Regions from separate parts of the Homo sapiens genome. Here region 1 is linked to region 2. Evidence: chromatin contacts called from ENCODE Hi-C or POLR2A ChIA-PET data. All regions are on one chromosome and are shown on one strand. The core of a region is the stretch at or near the end of the contact, and the rest is flanking DNA. Distances in the headings are between cores, read along the strand shown. Region 1 has its middle 71 kb from the start of MROH9. Region 2 overlaps PRRX1 (paired related homeobox 1).

Region 1 (3,347 bases), core at 590-3,089, 170 kb after region 2:
ACCTTTATACAAACTTGCTGAGCTGTACATTTCAGATTTGTAAATTTCACTGTGTGCCAGTTGTGCCAGTTGTAACAATAAAGTTGTTTATATTTTTAAGAAATGCTATCCCAACAGTCTCAGATATTCTACTGGTGAAAGTGTAACTTGGAACAAATGTTTGGGAAAATATTTTATAATAAATGTTAAAATCCTTGAAATACTCATCATTTGACTCAGTAATTCCAATTTAAAATAAATTATTGTGAAATAAGTACAGATATTGGGAAACAAACACTTTTCTATAATTATTGTTATAACAGTAGCATATTTTTCCTAATATTTTACTATAAAAACTTTCAACATATGAAAAAGTGGACAGAATTTTATAGTGAACACATTCATATTCATCACTTTGATTCTGCCGTTAATATTTTACATTTATACTTATCATATGTCTATCCATACCTCTGTCCATCAAATTTACAAATCAATTTGTGAAAATTTTTGAAATTTTTACAATGTTGATTCCTGCAATCTAGGACTGGAAGAAAATACAAAACACAAACAATTTTTTTTTCCTTTTGTGATGGAACTCCATGAGTTATAAATCCTACCATGTGGGAGGCTGAGGCAGGCAAATCATCTGAGGTCAGGAGTTCGAGACCAGCCTGGCCAACATGGTGAAACCCCGTGTCTACTAAATATACAAAAATTAGCCAGGCATGGTGGTGGGTGCCTGTAATCTCAGCTACTTGGGAGGCTGAGGCAGGAGAATCGCTTGAATCTGGGAGGCGGAGGTTGCAGTGAGCCAAGATCGTGCCACTGCATTCCAGTCTGGGTGACAGAGCAAGACTCTGTCTCAAAAAAAAAAAAAATCCTATCTTGGGTGATCAGAATATTTTCTTAAGTATATTCCTGGAAACAGAGCTGAAATTACTCAGAAATGGATCTAAACAGTAACTGTCTCTGTCTTGCAACAGAGATGCCCTCTGATACCCTCTCTAATCCTTCCTGGTTCCTAAAAGTCCCCCCATTAGTTAATAATTCTCTTGAATTAATTCATTAATTCTAAAGTTAATAATACGAATACTTCCAGGAAAAAGAACACATTGAACCTCTATTCCTGTTTACACATTTATACATTCAAATAAACAGCTACTAAGCAGAAAGTACCAAGGGAGTTGTACAGTCAGGCCTTCAATTGGGAGGACACAAGAGGAAGTTGTCTGGTGATGATGATTCAGAATGGGGTGCTGGGGAATAGGATTAAACCTAGTATCTAGAGGTAGAGAAAAAGGGCATCAAAGTACATAAAAATGCTAGGGGCATTGTTGTGTGGAACTGGCCCTGTATTCTGGAAGAGCCACCTGTAAGGCTGAAAACACCCTACCTATAATTGCAGCACTTTGTGGATTGTCAAATGAAGCTATTTCCCTTGCAATTATTAAAAATTCTAGGCTCATCTTAAATACTGGATTATGGTTTGTGTTGGACATTGGACATTTGGGGGTGCCCAGAGGTTGTAGTCCATCTGGAGACTTCCTGGTCTGTATGTTGTGTCATTTTGATTTCTTGTTGAAGGGCCATGGAGACTTAGAATGGGCGTCCTCAGGAGATTCAAAGGAGCTTTCTGCCAATTCAATCAACTATAGCTCTGACTTAGCTTGTTTCCAAAATTGTAGGCACTGTTGCTCCAAAATTAATATTTTTGAATATTCAACACATCCCTGAGGAAGAGCAAAGACCTCCCACCTTTGTTTCTTTGCAAAACAAGTCAAGATGAAGTCTTTGCTGATGAAACTCTTGGCTCCCTCTCTTCCAGCTGCACTTCACCCCTGTGGCTTTCCTGCTTGGAAATCTCAAAATAGTCACAGCGGCTTGCCTCCAAGCTAGAATTGACCTCGCCTGTCTGGATGCCTTCCAAAAGGGATTTTTATGAAAATATTATTTTTTTCTCTTCTGAGACTTTTTTTTATTAGAACCCATGCAAAGCTGTATCATTCCCCATTTGCCATTATTTTCAACTTCCGAAGTCTTTTTTATTTTTCTTACTTCATCAAGGACATGTGTTTCCTTCTCCGTACCTAATAACAGTTTCTGAGAGGAACCTGTGGAAGAGAAAAGCATGATGTACTGATCATGAAAGTGGGAAGACATTTGGGATAATAATAGGAAAATATTTGAAACCCTGAAAAGAACTGTCCCTCCATCCAGTAATCAATTCTCCCTTGGCTTCTCCCAGTGGTAACTTAGTTACCCTTTACTTTTCACACACATAACAAAATTACTGCTGTTGACAAAGTCTAGATAACAAGGAGTCAGTCCTACTATGAGTACCTTAATAGTTCTGCCAAGTGGGCCTCATTCCCAAGTTCCCTGACAGAATACCATGGCTGTGTTAACTAAGAGTAAAGGCTTACTACCTTCTACTGGAATTATCTGGTTTGTTCAGCTGCATCCCCTGTTATACTATGAGCTCCTGAAAAGCCAGAACTGTGCCTTATTCACCTCTCTGCTCCCAGCCCTCATCACAATGCTGACATGTAGACAGTACACAATGAATGTTGAAGGAATGGTAATGAGATCTATAGTCAAAACACCAAAGATGCAGCCCTTCATGGCTTTCTAAGTGTTAGAGAGAGAGTCACTTAACCTTTACAAACCTCCTTTTCATCTGGAAAGTGAAAGTAATATTACTACTTTCTTCAGGCGTTAATCAAGGCTTAGATGAAATAATTGTATGTGAAAATGATTTGCTAACTATAAAGAGCTGTGCAAATGTTTACTGTGATTGTACAGGCCCAGGGCAAGAGGGCTAATTACTCCCCTTTCTTCTTATTCAACTCTCAATTCAGGAAGGTTAGGGCTCAAGAAAGACAGAATATTCTACCACTGACGATAATATGTACCAGTTTTTTGAGTATAGATATGTCACCCTTTTGAGCCTCTATTTTACCCTCTGGGAGTTGAGGACATTCTGTGAGATAGACATAAGATCTAAGACACTGCTTTGCCCATTGTAAACACTTAGGAAAAGATCACAGAGGGAAGTCAAAATAGTGTTGTGAAGCCAATAGACTTTGAAGTCAGGCAGACATGAGTTAGTTCAAAGCTCTGCTCTGCCGTGAAATAGGAGGGTGATCTTGGGCAAGTTACTTCTATTTTTAAACCTCAGTTTATGCAGCTATAAAATAGGTTAATATTAATACCACCTGCATGAGATTGGTGTGATCATTACAGGAAATAATGGACACAAACTGACAAGCACATGTTGAGCACATGATAGGCAAGGTAGTTCCTTGTTTCTCCTTCCCTGAAATCAACAGGCTGTCATCCTCCCAGACTTGACTTTTCCTGACAGAGCA
Region 2 (3,316 bases), core at 656-3,155:
ATTTAGTCTGAGGACACTTTAGGTAACTAAAAGGACTCATTCTCAAAATGAATATATAGTCTCAGGAGACACCGGGGTCAAAGAGCAAGTGGCCAAATACTTCTACTCAATTCAAAAAGCTCTGTGGTGAGAAAAAGGGGAAAAAGAAAGGAGAAAGAGAAGGACCGGGAAAGAGAAATAGCTAATCATCAAGAATATTTTGATTGAGAAGCAATGTGTTGCTTACTCTATAATTTAGAAGTCAAGCATGTAGGCATACATTTATTCACTTGCTATGTGACCTCTAAATTCATTGTCATACTTCTCAAAAGTTGCTATTATTATTATTTTTCTATTACCCTAAAGATCTTGAGAGATGAAATAAATCCTGGAGCTCATTGTTGACTTTGGACCCAGAAAGCAGTATAAAATAAGAATGTAAGGAAAACTAACACTCCAAGTACAAAGTGGGTCCAAAAACTGTAATGTTATATAGTGTTAATATATATTTCTGAAACTGGACTGTACTGAGGCAGAAAATTAAGGTATCTATTTTTTTTCTATTTTTCTTAAAAATTGCTTTTATTTAACCAATCCATTTGAAAAAGTAATAGAATTTTTAAAAATTTACTCTTAAAGATAGCTTTGTCCGGTATGTTTCAACAGTTTCTAACTTTTAATATCCTTGAAAATTAATTTCAGGTGAATGTTCAGGGTTATACAGATTTATGAAATTTATTTACCAATAAAATTTTATGTTTAAAAGGTATGAATATTGACTTATTTAAATAAAAACATTTAAATAAACCTCCTATAGTCTGCTGACTATATCGTTTCATAGACGAAACATTATAAGACCAAAATAATAAAACTGCTATGCTTGCAAAGTAAAATAAATGGGCATATTTAACATATAAAACTTTACTATGTTGTACTGATTTTTGCACCCATTTAATTGTGACACTTGAAGAGTTTGTCTTTGTTCTGGGAACTGTTTACAGGAAATTCCTGACTGACATTTTTTTCTTCCCATATCTTAACTATATACTTGCTAATTTCAGTACTGAAACTTATTTGATAATTTTGTGCTGACTCAAGTTCAAGTGAAATTCATATTATTCTTTAGCTATGCATCTTTTGGTTTTTAGTTCTGTGACAATATAATTGTTATCAATATACATTAGAAATCAATAGCATATTGATAATGAGATGAAAGATTAACTGAGCTAAACATAGATATTTGAGACTTTTTCTTCAGGAATTATTGATCTGAAGTTGTATTTAATCTATCAGAATATGCTCTTTTCTAATCCATTGGTTCCCCATCTCAGATTCCCTAACTTCTTTGGGCAGTAATAGAGGACCTTTATTTTTTTTTCTGTTATTTCAAAAAGATTAATAAAAATGTATGTTTACTCTCTATAAGCAAAAGAAGAACTTAAGATTTTTGACAGGATTGATAATAATTTAGTGAGACTCTTTCTGTGGAGCTGTGTACTGTTCTTAGAACAAAGTAGGGACTCATTAAAGAGCTGAATAAGTCAATGAATGAACAATATTCCTGGCTATCTCAGGCTAAATGATATCATAGTCTGACAATTTTGAATTTACTTAATGCAAATGACAAAATATAGTTGATTTAGTAGAAAAGGTTTTAAATCATGGAATCTATGTGGGAAGGTAGTCCATGGGGCTGCAACAATTGAGAACATTCATAAAGATGTGAGTGGAAACAAGGGTGAGTTTTGAGGAAGATTTGTGTGTTTAATCTTTATATGCCTGTGACCAGATGTCTATGCCAAGAAGCACATGTTTTTGTTTTTGTTTTAAACTTTCAGTTTATGGTTCCAAGGTCCTGATACTTATCAGCTTTAAAAAAATCGTTTTCATTTTTTAGGTAGTTTTCTTGCTTTTGGGCACCAGGTGGCGATATGGAGTGAGGTGGGGAGTGCATGGGATACACAGGTTGGGTTGTCATAAAGACCAAGCATCTGTAGAGCCGAACTGATGAGATTTAATATTCCGTCTCTCTCTCTCTCTCTCTCTCTCCCTCTCTCTCTCTCTCTCTCTCTCTCTCTCTCTCTCTGTGGGTGTGTGTGTGTGCGTGTGTGTGTGTGTGTGAGAGGGAGAGAGATCCAAAAAGAGAAAACTTTGTAAAGATTTGGTTCCATTTTGTCTGAGAAAGACTGGATTGGCATTCCTCATCTGTATGAAACACTTCTCAACAGATTCCATACAATATATCGCTTGGAAAATTCAAGAGCTGCCAGGTCTCTAGCTCTTGCTAGCATTTGGTTAGCATTTCACTGTATATAAGATCCTTACTCCTCCCCTCCCCCCCCATTTTTTCAACATTTACTGAGCACCTATAATGTCCCACGCACTGTAATAAGTATTAGAAATATTGCATCAGATAAGGTCTGGTCCGTGCCCCCTATGAGCTTATAGTTTAGCAGAGATAGACATATGAACCCTAAATCAGCTGCATGTTATGGCTTCTGCGATGGAGTCAGGATCAAGGCAGGATATAGAAGGGTCACAAGGATGAACTTGTCAGCTCAGTGGGTAAAGAAAAACATCATGGGAGATATGAACTATAAGCTGAATAGTGGCAGATGAGTAGATATTCATCACTTAGAATAGACTTGGAGAGAGAAGTTATAATAATCAATTTTGCTCCTTTGAACCCTTCAGGTGTGTGTGGTGCGTATGAGAAAGTCAGTTGGATCTTAGCATTTATTTATAATAATATTCATAAGCACAATCTATAGCTAACATTACCAGCCTAGTTTTTGAATTTGAAAATGTGAGAAAATAAGTGTTTGGTAAAATTCAACTTCCCTGCTTCCTCCTATATATGAGAATTTGTGTGATAAGAATAATTATAATATAAATTAGACTTTAAGTATTCAAATGTTTTTATTGGGTCAGGGCAGATTAAATATGTGCCACCTGAATTATGTACCAGAGAGGCCCTGGAACTGTGACTCTGGGAAAGGTATCAGTAAAATTAAATTTAGAAGATATTCAGAGAGATGGATATTTCAGAAAATGTAAGAGACTACAGAGAGAACAGCAAGTTAGCTCGATGCAGTCTTTGCTGTGAGCATCAAAATAAGGAAATGCATGAACTGGTCAGACATAGTCCATCAGAAAAGGCTTGATTCCAAAGAGAAGGTACTCGTGGTTTTATCTAGACAGACAAAAAGAGGCTTGAGAGGATAATGTAATGAAAAGATGCTTGACAAAATTTAGGGATGGATAATACACTAATTTGTGTTTTTGAAAGCTATCGAGAGAGCAAGGTAATGTAGCCTTTCAAGTGAGGGCCATATTT

What was found. A loop is a pair of places that touch in the nucleus more often than their neighbours do. ChIA-PET counts read pairs that join two places held with the same protein, here RNA polymerase II (POLR2A). Pooled maps may share reads with other maps.
Region 1: a loop to region 2 is called in a map of heart left ventricle, with 2.8 times the contacts of the local background. The contact joins two enhancer-like sites. A Hi-C loop is called at or near these places in 2 of 168 maps with a recorded cell type or tissue (heart left ventricle and posterior vena cava) and 4 of 50 pooled maps. POLR2A ChIA-PET finds 5 or more read pairs at or near these places in 1 of 52 experiments (H1).

Annotation. Positions count from the first base shown.
Region 1 is chr1:170,862,597-170,865,943 of GRCh38, forward strand. No RefSeq gene overlaps it. Among named protein-coding and RNA genes, the nearest start is that of MROH9, 71 kb to the right of the region's middle. Within about 2 kb of position 1,840, at least 4 of the 41 ENCODE cell types and tissues checked have a DNase peak (open chromatin) inside an H3K27ac peak, as active enhancers do.
Region 2 is chr1:170,687,811-170,691,126 of GRCh38, forward strand. All of the region lies in intron 1 of PRRX1 (paired related homeobox 1), which reads left to right. Among named protein-coding and RNA genes, the nearest start is that of PRRX1, 25 kb to the left of the region's middle. Within about 2 kb of position 1,906, at least 3 of the 41 ENCODE cell types and tissues checked have a DNase peak (open chromatin) inside an H3K27ac peak, as active enhancers do.